Regions from separate parts of the Mus musculus genome. Here regions 2 and 3 are each linked to region 1. The links are chromatin loops, found by intact Hi-C in ENCODE. Cell type or tissue: gastrocnemius. All regions are shown on one strand. Each heading gives the region's core, and the rest is flanking DNA. Links, peaks and the distances in the headings are about the cores only. Region 1 overlaps Hoxc12 (homeobox C12). Region 2 overlaps Gm36560 (a long non-coding RNA gene). Region 3 overlaps Gm36560 (a long non-coding RNA gene).

Region 1 (8,336 bases), core at 151-8,150:
AGCTGGAGGGCGAGTTTCTGGTCAACGAGTTCATCACACGCCAGCGTCGGAGGGAACTCTCGGACCGCTTGAATCTTAGTGATCAGCAGGTCAAGATTTGGTTCCAGAACCGGAGAATGAAAAAGAAAAGACTTCTGCTGAGGGAGCAAGCTCTCTCCTTCTTCTAGGGAGCAGGACAAGCGTGCTAGCCCCAGACTAAGCTTGCCTTGGTGGAGCAAGAGGGGGCGCAGCCTGGGACATAGTCCCGCTTACAACGCCAGGCCTTCTGGCAGGCCCTTCCCGGACGTCTCTTGTCTATTTTGTTCGTGGTTCCCTCCTGCACACACACACACACACACACATACACACACACACACACACACACACACACACACACACACACACACTCAGCAGGCCCTGCGGGTCCCCGAGAAAAGGGAACAAACCTAACCTAGCCGGAGAAGGCAGAAGCCCAGGAGAAACAAGAGGAGGCTAGGACACTGGGCAGGGGTGGTTTATTTGAGGCAGGACTGGAGCTGCTGTGCCTCCCGCTGAGGTTATGGGAAAGCAGCGGCCCAGACACTTATTCGCCCCCTTCCACCACTTCCCTTTCTGGTCTTAAGTCTCTATACTTGGAGGAGCAGACAAGGTTGATGACACTAGAACCAATGTGCCCAAACTCATAATTGATGGAGTTGAGAGGTAGGAACTACAACAGAGAAGACCCGTGGAATGAGTTAAGGGCAAGGGTAGAGAGCTGTGGCAGGCTTAGAGAAAGCTAGGGACCAAGAAGGAAAGTGTCCTTTGAGAGAATGATTGTTAAGGCCTGGATCCTACCCACATCTGAGTCCTCCAGCCTGAGCACTGGGTTGGGCTGAAGCATCTGTATTTGGCAGACTACCCTGCAGGAAAATAGACTAAACAGCTTTGGATCCTCTCCAGGACAGATCTAGAAAAGTTTCAAGGTCTTCAGTCTGCTGCTAAGTCCCCAGCTTGTCCCAGGCGAGCACAGGTGTGCTAGCTACTTTTCCCATCACTTACGCCAACTGTGGACTGGAAGCGGTAAACAGGGGGAACTGAGAACCAAACTCACACAGACACCGGTTCATTAGCCACCCCCAGAGACCCCCACCTGGCCCTCCGGGACGCCCAAAGAGGTGATGGAAGGGATTGCAGAGAGCGGTATTGATTGGCAGGGAGCGTTTCCGGCACCTACAGCAGCGGGCCTGCTGATTCTCTCTTCCCGCTGGCGTTCACGGTCACGGCCGGCCGGAGGCTGGACCGGCGTAATTTACGAGGCGGGAGGAGAATCTACCCTTAAAGGGGCTACGGGCAGCAGAGGCCCAGCTCAACCCGTTTCCCAGGCTGGTGACAATGAAGGAGGGGGCGCTGCAGTCCCCCACCCAACTCCTTTCTCTCTATCCCCTACCCGCCCCCCAACATCGCCCTTTGTCTCAGGATCCGCTGCCTCCGCCTCCGGGCCAGCTAGCCACCGAGTACGGGGCCAGAGCTGAAGAGGGAGGGGCTCATCCCCAGACTCAGTTGGAGGCCAAAGACAAGGCTTTTTATTCACAAATCCTTTCAGCCTTCAGCCCCAGACCCAACGTTATGAGGCTGGCCGGCTCTGGAAAGAACAGTCCAGATAACCCACCAGCCCTCCTGCACCCTGTTTTTACTCTTTCCACCAGCTTCCTGTCTGCTGCCTCACTTCTGTGGGAACACAGGATCGAGAAGTAGGGGATGGGCAGAGCTAAGTGCAGCTTGAGCAGTGTGAAACCGCCCACTGAGGTGAAGAGAGGCTTCCCAACTCTCCAAGGACAAGCCACAGAATACTGGGTTCTCCCAATAGCACGTGGCTTCAAGTTTGTTTACAGGATTGTGCAGAGACACAAGCAAACTGTTGGGTCCAAATCTCTCTCCCTACTAAACTTGCAAGCAGGCAGCTTCTTGGTCTTTCCATTTGGCTCAATAGAGAGGAAATACAATCACATGCCTTGATCCTCCATTGGGCACCTGACACATCTCCCCTCCCACTACACATGTTCATCTATGTTCAAGTTCCCACAAAGCATCTCCACTCCAGCTGTCCACACAATCTCCTGTGACAGGGCCATGGGAATGGAGTACTACCCTTCTCCCTGTTTGTATCCCCTTGTGCAGCACTTCCAATGACTGGTGGTCTCTAGATTCAAGCTCCACCACTCTGATTTGATTCCTGAAGCCTGGTAGGAAAGAGACTAGAACACCCCAAAAGGAAGGAGGCAAAGTTATGCAATATTCTCTTTCCTTTGCTTTAAACTTGACTTCTGTGAGCTTCTTTGTCAATATTTGTCTTGTTGATTGTGTCTCTGGTACCTACTCTGTAGTTCCTGTGGTAGTCAGTATTCCTTACTTCCCTTCCCAGATCTGTGTAGTGTACTCCCCTATTCAAGCATCTGTCTTTAGCACGTTTTCCCTTTATATAGTCCTTGTACAGAGCTGCTTCATCATGTTAATATTAATAATTAAAACATGGATGTATGATGATGTGATGTTTTGAGAACCATTTCTAAAACTGGGCTCCCCCCCACACACGTACAGTCTCCTCTACCCAGAAAGAACAGAAGCCCTAGGCCCTTAGCTGTTTATTTTATTTTCTCCAGCTCAGGTGAATGATAAAAATAATAAATGTGTAATAATAAAGAAAGAGCAGTTGCATGGGTAACAAAAATATATGACCAACCAAGATCTGTTGATGAGCTGCCATATCTAGTCCCAAGCAATTACTGGCAGAGAGAAAATTGGGGGGCGGTAGACTGGGGAAGGAGAGGGAGCTTTGAAGAGTCACTGGGCTGTAAAAATTAATGTGGACAGCCTAGAGGAGGAAAAACTGGCTTCAGAAAAGAGGTCTGCATAGCAGGAAAGAATCAGAGCTGTGACTAGGGGTCCTTAGACTGTTGTTGGGTGGGGAGCGAGGCTGGGATATGTTGGCTAATGACTGGTGGGCCAAGAGCTGCAACTCTGTGGTTCAAAACTGGTAGCTTCACTCTGAGAAGATATTTTGTGTGCTCTGAAATAAGTAGGCAGGGGACAAAAGACCCCTAGAGCTGGTGAAATAGTCTTCAATTCTTGAAGCCAGCAACCCTCTCAGGGCCTCTCCAGAGCCAGAGCCAGAGCCAGACTCAAAGCTGGGGTGGTATGCATTGTTCCCCTGGAGCAGCAGCACCTCCACTGGATTCTTCTTTTCTCTAAGAAATGCCTTCCCTCTGCCTGGACACTTGAATCTACCTCTTGCCCATCAATTACCCCGTCTCAGTTGTCTGACTCCAGTCTTGCAGTGGGGGGGGGGGAGGGTCTTATCCAAATTCTTCCATCTCTATGTCCCCCCCCCTGCCCAGCCTAGAATAGCAGGGAGTCTCAGTGGAGTCAACCATGCCTTCAGCCCTGAAATCTCTCTTCTCTTTTCTTAGGACCCTAACCATAGAGAGTAGCACATTTAAATCAAATTTCATTCTCCCTTCATTCCTAATTCCCAACTCCCTTGTAGAGCCTGGATACAGGTGGGAAGGAGACCCCCCCAAAAAAAAGCCCTGAGGTGCTTATATAAAATTTTCCCTAGAATTCAGGAGAACCTGGAGGTCGGCTTCTGTCAGGGAAGAGCTGGGGTAAGGACTGATGGCTTTTGGATCTGAATATAGGAGAGTGGATCTGAAGTGCAGTGAATCCAAGCAAATGGCTATTCATTTCTTATGATGTATCTACACAGGATATATATACAGTGAAAATTTTTTCTGGCCTAAAATAGGATGTGGGGATGTTAAGAAGACCATGAGTAGTAAGTGGTCTCTAATTTATTCCCTTGACATATTCCCAGACATTTCCAATATGAAATAGAGGGCACTTTGTGGGATGGTGTTCTATACAGGCTCCCAGATCCAATAAACTGAGGAAGTTAATGAAGGGAAAAACACTACAGCTCTCTTCTCAAACCAAGAAGCAACACCTGGGTCTCTCTGTCTAGGTGGCGATTTCATCATTGTTACAACTGTTTGACTATGCTTCTCAGTCTAACTGACTCCAATTTTAAGGGGAAAAAGGGCATCTTGTGCTTGTAACTGGGTCTTAAATGAGCAAGAAAATGGGATTATTTGAATAATCTAGGTAGGAAAATAATTGGTCTGCTGCGTGTATATAGTCTTCTATCATCCCAAATCAAGTCTGTATTGGACACGATTATTCACGAAGTTCTGCACGCTGATCTGCACTGCCTACGCCATTACCTAGCTGACAAGAGAAGAGGTTGGCAGTCCGAGTTCCGTAGATGCTAATGCAGGCGGAAACACAGCTCCTTGGATCGATGGCTCAAACTCAGAATGAAGCAGGGACCACCGGCCCAGATCCGCAAACAAAGCAAACCCCGGAGACCTAGTCTTCCGGCAGGCCGAGCCCCCCCACCCCCACCCCACCCCCGCCCACCCGCTCGGCCTTCGTGTGTGTGTGTGTGTGTGTGTGTGTGTGTGTGTGTGTGTGTGTGTGTGTGTGTGTAGGGAAAGCAGGGAAGGGTTTGCAGGGCCCAGGCCGCTGTAGAAACGCACCCTGGAGCTGCCAGACCTCTGTGCGGTGTGCGTCTGTGAACGCGGAAGGCGGTGCGGAGCCTGAGTCTGATCACCCACCCGCCGGCCGGCCGCAGCCCCGCACACATTTCGTCTCGGTTTAGAGAGGACGGACGCCTCTTCTTGGCAGCGAACCTCCGAACAGTTACCGATTTTCAGCGCAAAGGTCTATGGCCCGTGCCTCTCCCGCTAGATCGCAGCCTTTGGGGGCGGTTGAGCGCGGTTAGCCGGCTCTGGTGGTTGCTTCTCCCGAGGAGGCCCGAGACAAAGGCTCGTCGCCGCTGATAGATGACGCGGGCGCCTAGACCGCTCCCGGACTCAAGCCTCCTCGGTGCCCGGCCTTGAGGCAGGGATCAGGAGGCAGGAGACAGGGAGAAGGTTCTGAGATCTCTGACTAATCTCGTCCCTGGTTCACTTCAGGGAAGAAACCTAGCGCGCCCAAAGAAAGCACTGGTTGATCCCGGCAGCTCTGATCCCAACAGCGCCAGCAGCTCGGTGGTTTCCCAGTGCTGCCAGGCCCCCAGGAAGGACGGGATGACCCCTGCTGGCCAGAGCGGTGGAGATTGTGTCTCTGGGACCTGGTGCCGCCCAGTCTCCAGTCCCTTGAGTTTGCAAGGAACCTTGAAGAACAGTCTGTGTCTGAGGTACTACCTAGGCTGCTGAAACTAAGGTTCTTAAAAAGATTCCTTAGCCAAACTTGCCAGTGGTGATTCTCCTAAGGCCTGTGCGGAAGCTTGGCATTGAGCCTTAAGTAGACCCATCCTTTAGCCTTTGAGAACTAGCCCCTTGCCAACGTGTGGCTTCCCCTTTTCAAGTCAAAAGCCTTTTTACTGAGGAATTGGAGACCAGTCTTCGGAATGCCTGTTTCTGTCATCCAGTGGAGAGTGGAGAACTTCCTTCAAGGACCTGTCTGAGTGGATGGAACCTTGTCTGGAAAACCATCTGTGGGAGCAGAGGGTTCACTCGGAAGCATGGGAAGATGTTCCATAAGTACACACTTAGCTCTGTTGTGGCCAAAACTGATATATGAAAAGAGACTAAAATGCACAAATAAGATGTTTTCTTATACTATATAACAGAGGCACTTTCATCTGCTGCATGACAGAGTGAGATACCGAAAATAGATGAACCAAAGCCTTTAGATTCACAAACAAGAATTTATTTGCATTTGTAAGCAAGGCTTTCATATATCCTACATAAAGGGTGTGCTTTTCTGAGTTCATTTAGTCACGTGTATCTACATTCTGTAGCATATGGAACTATTGCATGAAATGCACCCAAATATTACTACAGCAGTAAAAACTCAGAATTATATCACATTCTTACACACATACAAAGTGCATATCAGCCTAGTATATGAAAAAATATGTAAATTATATTGGCATATTCTTTAGATGCACATATTATTTGTGGTATACATTTCTCTGAAGATTTTTTTAAAAATAAATATTGGAGCCAGAGCTGAAGGTATGGGAAGGTAGACCATCTCTGCCGTGCTGAATGAAGGGAACACAGCCGGGTTTAAAAGAGTCACCCAAAATCAGGAAGCAATGATGACATTGGTAATGACAAACTCCACTGGTTAATTGGTTTTTTCTATTTGTGTTTCTATTTGTGTTTTTCTATTTCTGCCTAGTATTTTTGTCTTTGAAATAGCCATGTATGTCAGCAAACATTGTTGTATAAATGGTCACTTTTAGTTTCCTGTTGTGTCTCTTGTCTGAAGCTGGTATCTGTTGAGAACATATTAACGCCTATTTGCATCAAGATTCACTATGGAATCATGATTATATAGAATTGTTAGAGCTATTTACTTATGCATCTCAAGACACATTCTTCCAAGACTAATGCAAGCATGTTATAGCAATGCTCTATGCAGGCAGATAGTTAAGGGGTGGACAGTGATCTGGAGAGCTAGGTAAGGGTTAGGGTTAGGCTCCTTTAGGTTAGGGTTTGTAAATATATATATATATTAATATTATAATCTTGAGCCTAAGCAGCATTATGAAGTAAGGCCTGAACCTGGGCCCATTCCCCTTCTCCCAGGAAGGGCAAAGGCTTCATTCAGGCCTTCTCAGCTGGGCTTTGATTTTGATCCTAACACTTAGCAGTCAGAAGCCAATTTGTGTGTCTACAGTAACAGCAGAGAAAACCTATTCCATAACCCAAGTTTTTGCAGAATTTTCTGACATTGTACTGTGTTGAGGCTTATGAAAAAGCAATCTTATTTGAGTCTTTCAAATCCTGGATTCTAATAGGCACATAACTATAGAAAAATTCTTTAAGAGACAGTGCACTCACATCTGCAGACATATTGTTTATGAGTCCACAGGTTCCGTGTGTGTAGACACAGCCATATTTTACAGTCCAAGGAATCAATTAATTAGTGCCTCTCAGTCCCCCCAGCTCAGCTGCTCGGCTGAGTGCGTGTGCGGTGGAGATAGATGTGCGTGGTCAGATCGCTGGTCATGTTAACAAGCCTCGTCATAAAGATGGGGATGATAAGGAGAGCAAAAGAACTCAGGCAGCCTGCGAAGAGGGTTTCAAGGGGCGAGCCCCCAGCCTTCAGGACTGTGCCTATCCTGCCACTGGGGTTTGTCTGGAGTTCCTTCCATCTGGACCCGGCACACTGTGAGCTATGACTGGTCCTCTTCCGGTCCTCTGGTCCACTGGCCTATATTTTGCCTTTTCTTCATTGAGCTCCAAGTTGAAATTTAAAAAACAACAAAACAAAACATAAACCTTTCTCCGTGCGTGTCTTCTGTCCTTCTACCGATGTTGGGGACCTCTGCCGGTTCCTTTTTCTACATTTCTGGGTGGTTCCTTTTGGTCTACGTTGGCGCTGACTTCCTTCCTTCCGCTCTTACTCTCTCTGCCTTTACAGTTGCTTTTCTATCGTGCTCCGATGAGCTTGTAAAAAATATAAATAAACAACTATGCCCCGGTTATCTTGCACCAGAATGAACACCCCAAGATATGCCAGACCCATGGAAGGAAGAAAAAAAAAACCACCTTGGGTATAATTGCTGGTTTGAGTTGTAGCACTTAATTCTGTTTATTCTCGCTGATGTGCATACTTAACAGAGAGATATTGATATTAAAGGGCAGGGGGGAATTAATTTTACTTTTATAGTCATCTATTAAGAGCACAAGATGATCTGAGTCTCCTTTAAAGGGACCAAAAAGGGGGGGGGGAGAGAAAGGGAGAGGGAGGGAGAAATATGACTGAAAGGGAAACAAAGATCTTTGCCTGAAGAAACAATGTAACACTAGACAGAACTATAAAGTCTGGGAATGTAGGAACACCGGACTCACTCAGCTCCCTCTCCCTGTGTGGAATCCTGTCCCCTCCACTTCCGGCTGAAACCCCTACCCTGACTACACAGTGGTATTCAAGGAAGAATTCATGCAATTATCTGGATAATTGGAGGGAGAGAGATGGGGAGGGAGAGGGAGAGAATATAGAAGAAAAATAGTTACTCTTAAAACAAGGAGGTCGGGCTTACAGATTTGAACACTGCTGAGAAATGATGAGATCTGTTGAAGTACTCTGATCTCTGATCCAGTTTCATTTTCATTTTGGATACTAGCTTGGATTCACTATGTCTGCATAGACCTGCCTCCTCTAATATTGTAATTATCACAAGTAAGTAGATAATAGATAATTATAGGGTGTCAATAATATTATTTTATAACTACATAAGATATGATTAGAGTTAATGTTAGAGGCTTTGTTGGAAGCTGGAGGCAAGGTAGAGAGGCCTT
Region 2 (8,336 bases), core at 175-8,174, 160 kb before region 1:
CAGTAGAGAGAGTGAGCCTGGTACTGAAGTATGAAGAGCTTGTAACTACGAAGGGATTGAGACATCCTTTCTTTGGAAGGGGAAGGTGTGAGCAGAAACCCAGAGAGCTGTTTGTCAAGAGGTGCTTCCTTGAGGAGGATGCTTGTGGAGCAATTTGGGAAATAAAAGAGGGCTAGGCAGATTGGAGAAGATATGGGACAGTAATTCTAGGCTCCATGGACCTTCTGAGCCATGGAAGTGAGGCTCCTATGAAGGATATCCTTTTCCACATTTGCTGTGGAATTTATGAGCCAGGTTTGTGTTGTGTATTGTGCCACGGAGGGAGATTTCTGAATCAGGAAGGTATGAGGTATGATTCTCATTGCTGTCTAGAGGATAGATAGACAGATGGAGTTGGATAGATGGACTCTTCCTGGGAGACTGTTAGAGAAACTGCTGTAATCATTTAGCTCCTCACCCTTCCAGGTATGATTCGTGGTCCAGTAGCACAGGCCTCACCTGGGAACTCGTTAAGCGTGTAGAATCACGGGCCATAATTCATGCTACTGAAACTAAATCTGCATTTTAAACAAGCTCACCAAGTGACCTGCCTACTCTTGAACCTCCAAGAAGCCCCAGGCTGGGTCACGTGGCCTGGGGTATGGACTTAGGGTAAGAGGCAGGAAGGATCTGGGAACTTTGGACTTGAGAGCCCAAGAGGAGGGGCTCAGGCTGGGAAAGTTGAATTGGGGAGGAAGGGAGGAGTACTGGCTCACCTCCTTGTCTCCAGGCCTCCCACACCAGTCACTATGGTTTGGCACTCTACCTACTTTGAGAAAATGCCTGCTGTGCCCACGCTGGAGTCTGCCTGGTCCTCAGGGGCCTCCCTGCAGCAGGCATTGCATAGTTTGGGACTGTGGCCAACTTTGTTTCCCCTGTTTCAGATGGATGGACTGAAAGGAACTAGAGAGGTCATAGAAGTCATGCCCCCGCCCCGGGGTTGTACTGTCCCTTAATCAAGTGGGTGACAATTTGACGATAGTAATGATGCTAATTGAGGCAGCTATGGGGGTGGAGGGATGGAGGTAGGAGTTTTTAACTATCTGTAATGGGAACTCGAATATTTTCAACTTTCAAAGGCTTTAAGGAGGGACCAGATGCCTGCTTGGTTAAGAATACAGTGGCAGGGGCTAAATTAATGCTTTTAAAAATCTCTTGTGATGATTTCTAATGGGATAATGACAAGCAAAATATAGAAGGCACAGAATTCCAGAGACCTGGAGGCACAGTTGATGGGAAAAACGTTACCGGGCGGGCCTTTAAGAACTCTCCTTAAGGTCTTGAATTTTATATACTTTATTTACAGTAAGAATGAAGGACAAGGGAAGGTCAATGTTAGGGGAAATGTGTTGAAGTCAAACACAAAGAATATTTTTCTGGGTTAATAGGGACAATTAAGGAAAGTGGGAAGGTGAAGACTCTAGCTGGCCAAACACATTGTGGGTGTTCTAGTTTGGTCTGAAGGCCTCAGAAGGGGCCCTACTCTGAAATGAAAATGTGCAAAGTGAATTATAAGTTGCAGTGAGTCAAGCACTTGCTGCCTAGGATGGTGGCTTAGACTTGCGCTTAGATTTCAGGAACACACATCAAAAGCCCAGCATCGCACTGTGCACCTGTAACCGCAGAGACAGGAAGGTCCTGCGGCTTGATGGCTGGTCAGTCTAGTCCAGTCAGTAAGCTCCAGGGTCAGTGAGAGACTCTATCTCAAAACATAAGGTAGACAGTGACTAAGCAAGATACCTGGAGCATTGATCTTTGGTCTTCACATGCGTGAGCACATATATGAACATGTGCAGATACATATAACATAAAAGTTTTTTTTAAAAGATTTATTTATTTATTTTATGTATTTAGTATTGCTCTCTTCAGACACACCAGAAGAGGGCATCAGACCGCATTGCAGATAGTTGTGAGCCACCATGTGGTTGCTGGGAATTGAACTCAGGTTCTCTGGAAGAGCAGTCAGTGCTCTTAACCACTGAGCCATCTCTCCAGCCCCATAAAAGAAAAAAGAAAAAAACAAAACAAAACAACTCAAAACGTTATTTGACCCCAGGCATGTTGGCTCTTGTACTTCCAGTGTTTGGAGGCTAGGGCAGAAGGACCACAGGTATGAAACCAAGCTGGGTTGCATAGTAACATCCTGTCTCCAGACAAAACCAAACCAGTCCTTTCTGCCTCCAGAACTCCCCTCTGAGATGTGAAGTGTTTTAAGGGCATACAGATGATACAATGAAAGGAAAATAATTGATCTAAGCATTTTGCTTAAAATTTCACAGCAGGCCCTGACTTTAGGAGACTAAATTGTGTTTTGGGCTGAAATAAGCTCTCGGTTTCTACATTCTTTTGCTTTCCTTTTATCTGCCCAGCCTCATCATGCTTTCTAGAACCTGTAAGAGAAAAGCCCAGCTCTTTTCCACATGACTTCTTTATAACCCTGGTGCCCAGTACAACGATGACGGTAATCACTGTGGTTTACTGGATATTGTGCCTTATATGTCATTCTAGATGCTTTGCACAATGAGCATGAACAAATGCAACTGTTCGTGAGTTAAATAGAGTTTACATAGGTTAACCTACTTTACATAGGTTGAGACTGAAGCTCTGAGAGCACAGGCAATTTGTGCAAAGGAAGAATGGAAGCCATCACTGTACTCCTTGTGAGCCAGGCCCCTGAGCTAAGAACTGCACAGAGGAGCCTCCCCACACCAGATAGATGATCCCCAAAGTGCACTGGTGTACTAAAAGACTGTGGACCACATTACAAATGTTGAATAATGAAAAAAACAAAACAATTTTTTTTGTCTTGTTTCCTGGAACGTAGTCAAAGATACACTGACACATGCAAGACATTTGCTCTCAGACATTCCCTCATTCACCTCCACTGTGCCCCACCCTGCAGTCAGTAACTGAGGAGGGGGGAGGGGCTGGGGATAAGGCTACTCCCTGGACGTCTGAATGCATGTATGAGTGCAGTATACACGTATGTGTTTGTACTCGACTGGAACTGTGCTCCCAGGAGAGGGGTGTGCTTATCTGAGTAGGTCTGTAAACAGGAGTCTGTTTGCTAGACTTCTTGTGTACGGTGTGTGTACAAATCCTGAATGAGTTAAACCAGCTATAGGGAACTGGCTCTCTTCCACCTCTGGTCTTGGCTGATGTGTTTGTACCAAACCCTGATATTTATTTTTTCATCGCCTCTCAAGGGAACCTCAACGAGTTTTCTTTCTGGGAAGTTTATGGCTAAGATGCTGGGCTGCTTTGGGGCCCCTATAAATCTGCTATAATCAGAGGAGGTCTGCAGAGAAAGAGAAACAGCAGCCGAGAGGCAGTGCTGGCTTGTCCTTTACTTGCTAGCCCACTACACAGTCACCCTTGTCTGTGCACACCACTCGCTCTCCTGAGGCCCTCAGGAGGGTGCTCAGAGCAACCACTTTATTTCCTGACCTGTGCCCTGTCCAGGTGGGAGGCTGCATATGGTAATCCCAGGAAAGGAGAACTTGAAAACATATTAACTAAGAAATCTAGACTTCAGACTGAGAAATTGGTTGTTTATACACTGGGTGTGTTTCATTTAAAAAAACAAAAAACCCAGCCTGGGCTTCAGCAGAAACAGGGTGGTAGGAAGAGCTGAATGTCACATATTTTCCTAAGAGCTTCACACAAAGGTGGTCTGGGGTACTCCTGGAAGCAGGGTGTCGGTCAGCCCAGACATTATCAGACCTAACAGAGCACCCTCCCTCCATCTTCCAGTGAAGGTAGCTGGGAGATTTTTTTTTTTCTTTATGAGGGATTTTTATGACAAACTTTACTTTACATTTGACATTTAACAGCATCTTCTGTCCTGGGCGTGAGGAAATATAGATATTTATTGACATAGGATGTCAGAAGATCAAGGAAAATTGACTCTGGAGAAGGAAGGGAGAGGGTTTTATCTCTTTGCTCAGGTATGCAAATTACCCAACTTAATTTGTGTAGCATATGCTTTCTGTGCTCAGTGTTTTTTCTCAGTAATGAGATTAAGAAATCATTTCATTGTTAATAAAGAACTCAGTGGGGGGGGGGAGGGCAAGAGACATGTGGATGGGGGCTTAATGGGCACCCTGCCCTGTCTGAATCCTGCATATCCCAGACATGAGACCTGATCAGGACAGGTAGGGACAAGTGGGACAGAACCTGGACTAGGGCTTTTGCCCTGTCTCCTCTCTCCAAAGCCCCACACGTGTTCTTGCAGTGTTAGTTTGAGCCTTATGGGGTTTACATTTCATAAGCTCAATGTCAAACGGTGGCTCCTTCTCCTTAGCTGTGTCTCTCCCCTGCAGTATCCGCTTGCTCCTGGAACCACATCATCATGGCTGCCTTGGTCAAACTCAGCCAGAGAAGTGCCCCCTCCCCCCTTTTGAATTTCTGAAGTCCTTGTCTGTGGCAGCCTATTTATTTATTTATTTATTTATTTATTTATTTATTTATTTTTGCAGTTCTGGGAATCTGTGCGTGCTGGGCAAGCACTCTGCTCTGAGCTGGAGCTCGGGCCCTTGTTTATTTTTATGCTCTCTACATAGTGCTTACAGAGAGCTGGAGAATTATTAAGTAAGTTTACTGAGTGGTGCACAGTTGGTTGTAGGGAAGGGAAGGTGCAGAGGGAGGTAGGGGTGTTGTGACTCTGCTAATAAAATCTGGGCAGGAGTTCAGGATTTTTTTTTATTTTGGTAGATTTATTCCGTTATACTGTTTTCATCATTGGTGTTTCTTTTTATTCAAATATGGAGCTTTTCCTGGTGGGAGATAGAAAATAAACCAGGAACACATAACCAAATAATTACCAATTGTGATAAATATCTAACCATAATAGATAAATTTTGTACAAGAGAGCAATAGAAAGCTGTTTTAAGATAAAGGTGTGGGGAAAAGACTTTTCTGGTCACTGTCATACACTTATCCTACTGTGGTTTTGGGTTAATTCTATTTGTTACTTGGATAACAACATGAAATCCAATAGCAGGATGAGCATAACAGCCTCTCCACCAGGGGGCGTTTGCCAACCCAACCTTGGTTTGGCGTATTCCTTGGTCCAGCCTCCCAAACTGTTTTCTGCTTGGGAAGAGTGTAAGTCAGGGCCCTCCCCTTGCCTCGGGATGGACCCTGCCCCTTTTCTTTAGCCTAGGAGTTAGCAAGCAAAACAGGTGTTAAGAGCTTTGATCTTGTTAGAGACCTGGAGACAGATCAAGGCAGATGCTTCTGAAATAATGCCACGGATGTGAGAAACGGGTGAAATTGAGATGGAGGTAGACAGAAAGGCGAACGGATTTCATTCATTCTTCATTCAATAGGTTCAGAGTGAAGGGCAGGGCCTTCTGGCTTTAGAGGGGGAAAGATGTCTCCTGCATGGCTTTAGCGACCCCCCCTGGACATTCCTAGATTTCTGCTGCAGCTAGAGACACTCAGGGTTGTGAGAAGCACCCAATGGGCCAATTCTTTAGCAGCCACATGCGGTTTTCCCATTTTTGGGGCCTGCCACTGATAATGCATCTATCCTCTTGGTACAGGAGTTGGGAGCATTAGCTCATGTCTTTTCTGGAGGACAGGTGCGGGTCCTAACCCTGTTTCCCACTTTGGTCTGTAACTTAGGCTCATGTTTTCTCTTCTTATAGGGGATGTATCTTCTTAGTCACTGTGAAGGAATCTTTCTGTCACTGAGCCGGTCTGACTTCAGTTAATGCAAGGTTCTCTAGTCAAAGCTGTACTCCTCACTGCTCCTAACCATCTCCTTCAATTGAAATCAGCTTCTATGTAAGAATTGACCTTAATGAGGAAAGAGGCTGAGCCTCTGCTTGCAGGTTATCTCTTTATACCAAGGTACAGACACAAAGGACTCATATAGTTTTGAAGAGGTGTTTGTTGCAGGAGACAGATGTACTTGTTTTGAACTGACAGGGGTTTACACACGATAGACATCTGATTACCATAGATGGGACAGACACCTGAGTGGTACATATGGAATCTTTAAATCAAACAAATTCTTGTCTAAGTCAAGCCACATGTTGTACCTAAAATCAGAAGCACACAGGAGTAGTTGCATTCCTTCTTTGGGCACTTGAGTCAGAAGCAGGGAGTAGGACCTGAAGCTGGCTTTGAACCTGTGTAAGGAGCTTTATGCTGTGGGTGTAAGTTAAAGGATACAATAGAAAATAACCTCCGTGGTGTGTCTCAGTTAGGGGCATCTTGATAGTCCACAGGGATTTTCTGTAAGAGGCCTGCTGGTCTACTCTGCCTTCTCTCTCTGCTCTGTCTCTCTCTGTTTCTCTGTCTGTCTCTCTCTCTTCTCTGTCTCTGTCTCTCTCTTCATCAGGTTTATTTCTTTCTGAGGAAGTGGAGAAAGTTTATTCACTCCAACAACTTTGGCTGATTTGGTCTTGTAATTATTATCCTACAAATGTTCCCATCCCAACCTGCTTGTCCTTTAAGCCCACCCACTGCTACCTATTAAAAACCCTTTTGGCTTTCTTTTATCCTCATTTACATTTCTTTTCTCAGCCTTCATCAGTGATTTTGAAGAAATATGAAGAAGGTTTTAGAGACAACACAAGCAACAGGGAATTAGGCACTGCAGAGGTCCTGGTGGTTAGTTTTCAGGAAGGACTTTCACAGTGATCTGAGATGTTGCGATGAAGAAGCCCGAAGCTTAAATAAGATGTGGTTAAATTAAGGGGCCAGGGCAAAAGGAATTCCTTGGGTTTATAGAACAGTGTTTTGACTTTTTAAGCCCACTCTTCCTTCTTTTCTTCTTTTGTGGGTTTGTAATATAAGTTGATAATCCTTAAGGAAGTCGAGGGGTCAAGGTAATGCTTGGATTGTGGCTCTTTCCTAGACCCAGTGACAGTCACCTTCTTGGGTTCACATTATTTCTTAGACATAGACTTTTGGCTTCACTTAATTGATAATTGGAAGTTGAATGGCTAGAGAGAGAGAGAGAGAGAGAGAGAATATGTGTGTATGTGTGTAGAGGGTAGAGGTCAGAAATCGACCTTGGGTATCTTCCCAGTCACTCTCTGCCTTATATGAGACAGGGTTCCTCACCAGTTCAGTAAGCCTTAGGGAGCCTCTGTCTTGGCTTCCTGAATGCTGGCACTGAAGGTGCACACCAACGCATCTAACATTTCACTCAGGTGCTGAAGATCTGAATTCTTATGTTTTTATGAAAAGCACTGCACAAACTAAGCCATTTCCCAAGTTCCTGTTTACCCAGTTCTGATAGACCAAGGATAACCGCATTGTTGAAAATAATGGCACCAGCTATTTATTATAGGCTTTTCTATCTTATACAATTCCACAAGAGGTTTTTGAAAAGGAATTCTATTCCCTTACAGAAGAGGGGCTGAAGCTTAGAGGGATAGGTTTTAAATCTGCCTTCTCAGCACTTCCATGAACAGCCACATTTGGGTTTTATTTGGGCAAGTATAATCCACCTCCCACCCCCAGGACAGAGTCTCTGTATGTAGCCCCAGCTGTCCTGGAACTTGTTATATGGACCAGGATAGCCTTAAACTCAGAGTGTTCCACCTGCCTCTGCCTCCTGAGTGCTAGGATTACAGGCTTGTGCCAACACACTCTGCATCTATCTATCCTATCTATCTATCTATCTATCTATCTATCTATCTATCTATCTATCGTATTATAAACACACACACAATACACACACACACACACACACACACACACACACACACACATATATACACACACACATATATATATCACAACACTGAAAGGCAAACTAGGGCAGAGAGCACATTTGTTTTTCTCAGCAGTGGTAGGGGAATGGCTAGAACCTTTCAAACAAAGCAAAGGCTCTTTTTCTAGGCTGAGAGCAATATGTGGCTTATTGTGGGAGCCATGAGTTTATTGAAGTAGATATCCTTGGTCATTTAGGATCTGGTGTCTGTGAGATCCCAGGGTAGCCCACCATCACTACCTGACCCCCCTTAATCCAGCCCCACAGAGGTGATGACTGGGCAGAGTTGACAGAAGACTTATAATATGCTTTCTGGATTATTTGTGGCAGAATTTGGATTTTAGATTGGCTTAGCTCAGCGACTTCCTACCCAGACTGATTTTTTTTTTCTGGCTTGATCCTTGCTCTACCACCCTGAAGGGATGGAATCTTCTAAAAGTTATTTGAACTAAACAGAAAGGATAAGTTAAATTTGTTATGACATGTCATGTGTTACTTTCTGGAGTCTGCAGTAATTGAGAAGGCAGTCTTGTGTGATCACAATTAATTACCCAAATTTTAGAGA
Region 3 (8,336 bases), core at 16-8,015, 180 kb before region 1:
GAGTGTCCCCCAGGAAGCACAGCACTAGAGGCCCTTTGTTGTAGATGGTGAAACACGAACTATGAGAAGGTAATTGGGTCTTGACTGGAGTCATACTGATTATATTTGATAAGAACTCAGAAATTTGAGGTACAATGCAACCTTCATTTGATTCATGTGATCTTGTGTTCCCCCCCCACCACAAAACAGCTTTCCTGTGAAGATGGTGGGGTGTAGAGAAGTTATATGGGGCTATGAGAGGAACTAAGCAGAGTCTAGGAGCAAAGAGAGAAAAGAGAGAGAAAGCAGCCTGCCCCTGACACGGAAACACCCAACAACATGGTAAGGTGTGAAGGAAGATACCCAGAGAGAAAGCTGACATTTTCTCAACCATCTATATGCAGGGTGTTGTCATGGCATTAGGGAGGAGGTTCACGTGAGAGGAGGCTGCAGGCTCTGACCACTTAGAACTACTAGTCTAGAAACAGACACAGGTTATGACAGACAGGACTCTTGGATGAATGTCTACATTATATGCTGTCTTAGGTAGGGTTTACTGCTGCGAACAGATACCATGACCAAGACAACTTTTGTAAGGACAACATTTAATTGGGGCTGGCTTACAGGTGCAGAGGTTCAGTGCATTATCATCAAGGTGGGAACATGGCAGCATTCAGGCAGGCATGGTGCAGGAGGAGCTGAAAGTTCTACATCTTCATCTGAAGGCTGCTAGCAGAATACTCCCAGGCAGCTAGGGCTAGGGTATTAATCCGCAGCCCCCCCGCCCCCCCAGCCTAGGTGACACAGCTAGTCCAACAAGGCCACACCTCCTAATAGTGCCCCTCCCTGGCCCAAGCATATACAAAACATCACATATGCTTAGAAGGAAATAGGGAATTGGTGGGAATAATCAGGACTTACCTAGCAGGGCTTCTTGGGAAAAACGAGTGTGGCTCAGAGCTCTTTGTCTACAAACGCTCCCTATGTTAGACTAAGCTTTAGATTGGAACGTAAACCAGATGGTTGTCTTCCCCCTGTCTTCCTCCAGATTTTTTTTCCTGAGGAGATCTGGACTGATAAAAAGCTGCACTGAGAAATGGGAGGAGAGACCATGGACAAAAAGAAAGAAAATCCATTTGTCCGGTCAGCATCCCCTTTCCAACCCCTTGGTCCATTACACCCTGTTTCGCTTTATCCCACTTTGCCTGTCTGGTCTGTTGTGAACTAAGGTAGGGATGCTTGCTTTTCAGATTTGTCTCTTTTGATTTCTCAAGTTGACTGTCTTTTTGTTGTTGTTGTTGTTGTTGTTGTTGTTGTTAATAGGTCTGTAATCTCAGCTTTTCAGGGCATTGAATCAAGAAGACCACAAATTAAAGCTATCTTGAGAGACACAGTGAGTTCAAGGCCAGCCTGGGCAACTAAATGAGATAATCATGGGGGAGATAACTCAGTAGTAGAGTGCTCACCTGGTGCAAGGCCCAGTCCCTAGTAATGATCTCTTCCTTCCACAATCGGATTCTGTGTAATCTGACACATTAAGAGATTCGGCTGTAACCGAATCTCTTAATGTGTCAGATCACGAATAAAGAAACTATCCTGAAGTTGTTCTCAAGGGTCTCAGAAACACCAGGTTGCTCACAACCATACCAAAAAAAAAAAATACTGTAGGTAGTATGGAGAACCTGTATCCTTCTGTGAAGTTATGGACATCTGGCTCTTTACCCACAGTGGAAATCCCTGTATTGTTGGCACGGAGCAGGGACTCTGTAAGTAGGGAGGGAAAGAAGCAAACCTGTTTTGGTGTATTTATATGGATCTTGGTTGACATCCGATAGACTCTATATGGTGTGGGTAGATATTTGGTGAGGGTTTTGTGGCCTCGGAATCCAGCGTCTGTGGGTTAGGATGGTGCTGTAATGGTGGCCAGCGCGTGAGTTAAGGAAAAGCTTATACTTCTGCTTGGGGGACTGGCACAGCATCCAGTCAAGGACTTGGTTACAGCCAGAAGTGTTTACTTGCAGAATTACGATTTCCAGCTTCACTACAGGAACACAAGTCAGCTTCCACCCAGAGGAGTTTTATTTTAGATAAGGAGAGCAAGTACTCTCTGAAGGAACATTCCGGAAGAATGCAGTGAGATGAAGTCTACAGGTCGGGGAAAGTTGCCTGGTAAACAGTTTGGTGGGGTCATTCCTGAGGACTCCTAGGAGGAAAGCTTGAATATTTGTCTCCTTCTGTATGAGCTGAACTCAGCCACTCAGCTTTCTTCCCAACACTTCAGGGAGGCCACCTGGGTCTCACATCTCTTTCCCCAGAGACAGGTAACAGTCACTACTGAGACGTTTTCTTTCTTCTTCACGTAGTACTAGACTCAGATTTACCATATTTTAGAGCCTAGATCTGCATCGGTATCTGTTTGTTTGTGTAGTTTGGTTTATTTTTGTCTTTTTTGAGACAGGGTTTCTCTACACAACTCTGGCTGTATGGGAACTCACAGAGATCCACCTGCCTCTGCCTCCTGAGTGCCGGGATTAAAGGTGTGTGCCACCACAGCCTGGTCATGTTAGTAGGTGTAGCAAATGTTTAAGTGGATCTTAAACATTTAAATGTGATTGAGAGTGCTGGTGAACTGGTTTAGAATGTGTGTAGAGTTTTTTTAAAAAATATTTATTTATCTATTTGCTTTTGTTTAATTTGCTTTCTTTTGGGTTGGATGGCCATCAAGGTGGAAGGAGAGCCATGAGGTCTGGTTGATTGGGAGGCAAGAGTGTCACAGCTCCAGCCTTACACCACCATCAAGATGCCACTTTGCTGGTTCCCTGACTGACCTGAGGTGGAATGCACTCTTTAATTGGCCAACTCAGGTAAACAAAGCATTCGCTGAGTCTTCTATCAATGGTGATGACACCAACTACCTTGCTGTTAACTTTTAATTTATAATGAACCTTTCCAATCTGTGGTTTATACATCTGCCACTTATTTTGAGGGCAGTGGAACACCCATGGAATGCTTTATTCGTAAGGTCCTACAGGAAAGAAAGTCTATTCTTTGCCTTATATATAAATAGATATACGGCAATTTGGTAGTGATGGTGTCGGTGTTAACTTTGGGGGGGGGGTGAAGGTAAGGGAGGGATGTTGATTTGATTTAATTCCTTTGAAAAAAATAATTGTTTTTGGTGCTTAAATTGTCTAACTTGGAGTTTGCCTGTCTAATACTCAGTTGGAATCTGATTTTTGTTCAGTGCCAGAGATCAAACCCAAAACTCATTCATTTAACATATGATTTTAGTCGTTTGAATCCAGGTCTTATCACTTAGAAACTTTTGGTGCAGTCCACTTGAAGGGGGTTGAAACTGTGTAGGAATCGTCCACTTCCTGTCTTTCCATTCAACCCACATTAATGGGAATCCATCTGTGAGCTTATTTACACGTGATATTGGGAAACTTGTAGCAAGTGCTGAAAATTCCCTTTGTACTTCCCCATCCTTCCAAGTAACGAGTATTCTAACCAACATTCATTGTGGACCATATATTCATTTGATTATGGACTATTCTTTTATGTTTTCCCTCTCTCCCTCCATCCCCCTCCTATCTCTTCCTTTCCATTTCCCCGTTTTCATCAATCCCAGAGCCTTGTGAAGAAGGCGAGCTGTATTCCAGCCTCTTGCTCCCTCCTTTCTCTAACACACACATTCACATTGTATGGAATAATACCAAGGCCTTGTTACTAACTTGTCTTTTAAATTAAGTAAAACCGTGCAAGAAATTGAAGTTGTATGTCTGGGTAAAGTGTGTGTGTGTGTGTGTGTGTGTGTGTGTGTGTGTGTGAGTTTGTGAGATTTTGCCAGCTTTGAGGAAACTGCCATTTTCCAGAAAGAGGGTAGAGGGCGCTCACACTTCAATTATCTGCTGCGAGGCACGGAGCAGCAAGCAAGAGAGTGTGACTCAGGGCTGCAGGCTGCCTCTGGCTGGGAAGGGCGGCACTCTGAAGGCTGTTGGGGTGAATCTGAGTGGATTTTGTTGTTTTGGAGGCTGGGATGGTAGACCAGGGACTGTCCCTAGATATACTGCATCTACAAACTGTAGGACCCTTCTAGAAAGACTCTGGCTGAGGAATGGTGATGCCAAGGCATGTGGGCTGGTCTGAGTGATCCCCCAGGGTCTGCAATCAGTGCTTTTTTTTTTTTTTTTTTTTTTTTTTTTTTTTTTTTTTTTTTTGAGGTTTCTTTGGTTTATTCTAAATTGTCATGCCATATCTCCGAATACAACCAGAATCCTTACCGGTTGCTTTGTCAACCTCCTACTCTCTCTCTCTCTCTCTCTCTCTCTCTCTGTGTGTGTGTGTGTGTATGTGGGGGGCAGAGGGGGGGGAATCTGGGACTTTCTTCTTTTTGAAATTCAAATTGTTCCGGTCATATGTTCAAAATACCCATTATCCCTTAATCTCAAAGTCCATATTCCTATCTGACATTCAGAGACGCCTGAGACAGGTCAGTGTTGATGCCTGACATTTCCAAGAAAGATTGAGAAATTCTAAGAATGCCGTAGGTGTGGTGAGCTCAGGGCTGAACACAGGATTGAGCCATAGAGGGTCTGTGGTTGATCCTTCTAATTTGGCCTCTGTTGGTCAAGAACAATCAAACCAGGGTGCTGTAGCACCTATAGGCTCAGCCCTCATTCCCCGCATCCCTGTGCATCCTTAGCTCTGGAATGGGGTGACTGGTACTATGCTCTTCTGGGTTGGGGTTGGGGATGGGGAGAGTCTGTGTTTCTCTAGTAAACATCCCTCTCTCCCGTCTGCTCCTGATTGGCAGCTAATTCTGAGGAGCAAATGGCCAAGTGAATTAGGAAGCTTAAAGGGTGTTTTGTTAAACCATCCTCATTAAACTGGCACCGTCTGCCTTCTTCCTTGCCTTTGTCCCAGTTGGGGCCGTTCTTTGTGGCAGATGTTTCTTAACAGTGTGTGCCAGCGGCATCTGGAAGCCTTGGGTGGCTGCTGAGCTTTGGGAAAGCCAAATCCAGAGGTGTTTGATTTGTCAGGGAAATCACAACCACCTTCCTGCCACTGGGCCACCATCTTTCCAGAATGCCTTCCTCTTGGTTTCATCCTTTGGCAGATGAAAAATCAAAGTCCCACTTGTTCCCCTAGCATGTCCTTATCTGGACAGGAGAGTTTCCCCCTCCTTAGGAAGGTGATAGTGAGTTTTTGGAATAGATTGGTGAAGTCTCAGGAGGGTTACTTATAATTGGTGTCTAGACATGTTTTACTAGACTGCCACTAACCTGCAAGCAGAGGGAGATGATGAAGTTGTGGGGAAAGGCATTAGAGTTAAAATCTCCTGTGGGGGCTCCTGGAGAAGCCACGGTGGGAGGTGGGTGGTCTTTGGAATCTCCTTTCTTATCACTGTCTGAAGACTTTTTGGTTTTGGATTGGTTTAGGATTTAGCAGAAGATGGTTTAGGTGGGACTTTCTGTCTCTGACCTATCTAGCTATTTGAAAGGAAAGGAAAGATGTTGACAGAAGCTGTGCCTTGTCCTTCAGCCCTTCCTTTTCCCTTCCTTTTTGTCCTTTTTTTTGTTTTTTGTTTTTTGTTTTTTTGTTTTTGTTTTTGAGAGGGTCTCATGTAGCCCAGGCTGGCCTGGAATTTACTATGTAGTTGAGGATGATCCTCAACTCTCGATCTCCCTGCTAGAACTACAGGTGTACACCACTCTGCCCTGTTTGGAACTTCTGTATTCTCCATAGAGGCAAGGTGCTGATACAGAAAGGATATTATAGGCTTCAAAGTCACAAAGAGCCAGTTCCAAATTCCAACTATTGTTTTTGATTTTTTTTTTTAACCAGGGAAATGATTTAAGCCCTCTTGCTCCACCAAATACAATAGTAAAAATAACAGTAACACTTACTGAGTCATTGCTATGAATTGGATATGATTTGAGTGTGCTTCCCCCCAAGGGTTTGTGTATTGAATTTTTTTTTAAAGATTTATTTATTTATTATATGTAAGTACACTGTAGCTGTCTTCAGACACACCAGAAGAGGGAGTCAGATTTCGTTACAGATGGTTGTGAGCCACCATATGGTTGCTGGGATTTGAACTCCGGACCTTTGGAAGAGCAGTCGGGTGCTCTTACCCACTGAGCCATCTCACCAGCCCATGTATTGAAATTTATTGATTTAGTTTTTGTGCTTTTTGAAACAGGGTCTCATGCAGCCTAGATTGGCCTTAAATTTGACGTAGCCACATCTGGCCCTGAACTCCTGATCCTTCTGCCTCTACCTCTTCAGTTTTGGGTTACAGATGTACCTACCACACTTGGTTCATGTGCTGAAATTTAATCTCCACTCCACTATGAAGACGATAGAAAATGGAACTGGAGAGGGTGTGGCAGGAAAGAGTGCTTGTTGCATGAGCGTGAGGGCCCAAGTTTAAGTCCCCAGCATCATGTAAAAATTTCAGGTACAGTGTATGCCCACAACCTCAGAGCTGTAGGGGACAGAGACAGGGAGCTCACTGTCTGCCAGCATACCTGTTGGTTCAGTGAGAGATCATGTTTCAAAGGAATAATATAGTGATAGAGCAGAGTACCTTCTTCTGGCCCTTGCTTGCATACAGAGTTGTGTACCTCATACACACATGAGAAGGAGGAGGAAGGTTGAAAGACAGGCATGATGGCACACAACTGTAATCCCAGTACTCAGGACTCCAAGACAGGAAGATTATGAATTTGAGGTCAATGAATGAAATATAGAAAGACTGTTCTAAACACAGTGAGGAGGAGGAGGAGGGGGAGGAGGAGGAGGAGGAGGAGGGGGAGGAGGAAGAGGAGGAGGAGGAGGAGGAGGAGGAGGAGGAGGAGAAGAAGAAGAAGAAGAAGAAGAAGAAGAAGAAGAAGAAGAAGAAGAAGAAGAAGAAGAAGAAGAAGAAGACGTGAATTCAGGTGTTCAGAAATGGGGCTTCTGGAAGGTGACAGGAAAAGGTTGTCATGGTAGACTGTCATGCTTGAGTACTGATAGCTTTCTGAGAGAGAGTGGGAGGGGAGGGAAGGAGGGAGTAGGAATAAGAAGGAGGAGGAAGAGAAGAAGGAGTAGGAGGAGGAGGAGAGAAGAAGAAGAAGAAGAAGAAGAAGAAGAAGAAGAAGAAGAAGAAGAAGAAGAAGAAGAAGAAGAAGAAGAAGCAGCAGCAGCAGCAGCAGCAGCAGCAGCACACACGTTCCCTGTCTCCTGTTATGTGCTGTCCCACACCACATTGGGACTCTGCCAACAAGAGGAGCATCAGGAGAGCCAGTAGTGCACTGTTCAGACTTAGAGAACTGTGAGCTGAACACACCTCCTTCGTTATACAGTTATCTCACCTCAGGCATTTCCTCACAACAGACTAACACAGCTGTTATGGTGGCTTAATAAAATGATATGTGGACATTATCTGCAGCTCAAAAAAATACTGCTTCCTGTTCACTGCCTTTCAAGCATCCCTACTTCTTGAAGACATGCTTAGTACCTCAGTTTGTAAGGTAGCTTTTTCTACCTTCATCCCCCATACTGCTCAGTGTTCAAGCTTGGGGCCCTGATTTATTAATTTGTGTTAGTCCTACAAAATGACAATAACAGCATGTATTTTTATAACCATATTAACGTGAGCCAAGGTTGTGGTTTCTTTCCAGGCATTTTTTACCTGCTGACAATTGGGGTTGTAAATCAAAGACAAAGGGAGTTTCTCAGGCCACCCACTTCTCTAATCTAAAGTTCTTAATTTGGAACTTGATCATTCTGGGTCCATCTCACACCCCCATCCCCACCCTAACCCCCACCCCCGACCCCAGCAAAGGCAGACTTGTTTATAACAGTCATCTGCAGGGAGGAACTTTTCTATCACTTTTCATATTGGAGTATTCTTGTTTTCTTTTCAACCTAAGTTTAGTTTAAAAAATACCAATCCCACAAAACAGAAAAGTTGCTGGAATAGTATTTATAATAACACCCATTTATCTGTCACCAGGATTATTGACTAATGTTTAGATGCATGCTCTCCCCACCCCCTTACCCCCAGCCTCCGGCCTCTCTCACACGAGTGTGTATTTTTTAATTGTCCTGTCTCGGCATCTGCCTTCAGTCCAAACTGGCTTTGTAGTCTGCTGTTCACAACATGCACAGCTTGGAAGAGTACGAGTGGTTACTTCACAGAAAGCTAGTTTGGGTTTGACTGATTATTATTTTTTTTTACACCATTAAATTCAAGTTATACATTTAGGGATATTCATGAGAACATTTTTAAAGGCAGGAGGACTTGTTTCTTCTTGTTTTATTCTGTGCCTATCTGCAGGCAGTTAATATTGATTGATAATGGACGAATG

Evidence for each region. A loop is a pair of places that touch in the nucleus more often than their neighbours do. Peaks named below come from ENCODE experiments on the same cell type or tissue, not always from the same donor. Only the 100,000 strongest peaks of a DNase experiment are listed, where the experiment ranks them.
Region 2: a loop joins it to region 1, with 2.8 times the contacts of the local background. A loop is called at or near these places in 7 of 42 quality-filtered maps.
Region 3: a loop joins it to region 1, with 5 times the contacts of the local background. A loop is called at or near these places in 12 of 42 quality-filtered maps.

What each region holds. Positions count from the first base shown.
Region 1 is chr15:102,938,351-102,946,686 of GRCm38, forward strand. Hoxc12 (homeobox C12) reads left to right here. Exons shown (of 2, transcript NM_010463.2): 2 at 1-259. The coding sequence ends at 167. It overlaps Hotair (HOX transcript antisense RNA (non-protein coding)), which reads right to left. Exons shown (of 2, transcript NR_047528.1): 2 at 5,712-7,481. Among named protein-coding and RNA genes, the nearest start is that of Hotair, 5.4 kb to the right of the region's middle. In gastrocnemius, for the core only: a CTCF peak has its summit at 5,110 (motif pointing left); no DNase peak of the experiment used is centred there; H3K4me3 peaks cover 2,904 bases; H3K27ac peaks cover 1,968 bases.
Region 2 is chr15:102,780,178-102,788,513 of GRCm38, forward strand. The region is part of intron 4 of Gm36560 (a long non-coding RNA gene); the gene reads left to right. Among named protein-coding and RNA genes, the nearest start is that of Gm36560, 30 kb to the left of the region's middle. In gastrocnemius, for the core only: a CTCF peak has its summit at 5,061 (motif pointing right); DNase peaks (open chromatin) are centred at 5,074 and 5,435.
Region 3 is chr15:102,758,083-102,766,418 of GRCm38, forward strand. It overlaps Gm36560 (a long non-coding RNA gene), which reads left to right. Exons shown (of 7, transcript XR_001781775.2): 3 at 1,028-1,122; 4 at 2,705-2,843. Among named protein-coding and RNA genes, the nearest start is that of Gm36560, 8.0 kb to the left of the region's middle. In gastrocnemius, for the core only: a CTCF peak has its summit at 3,887; a DNase peak (open chromatin) is centred at 3,899.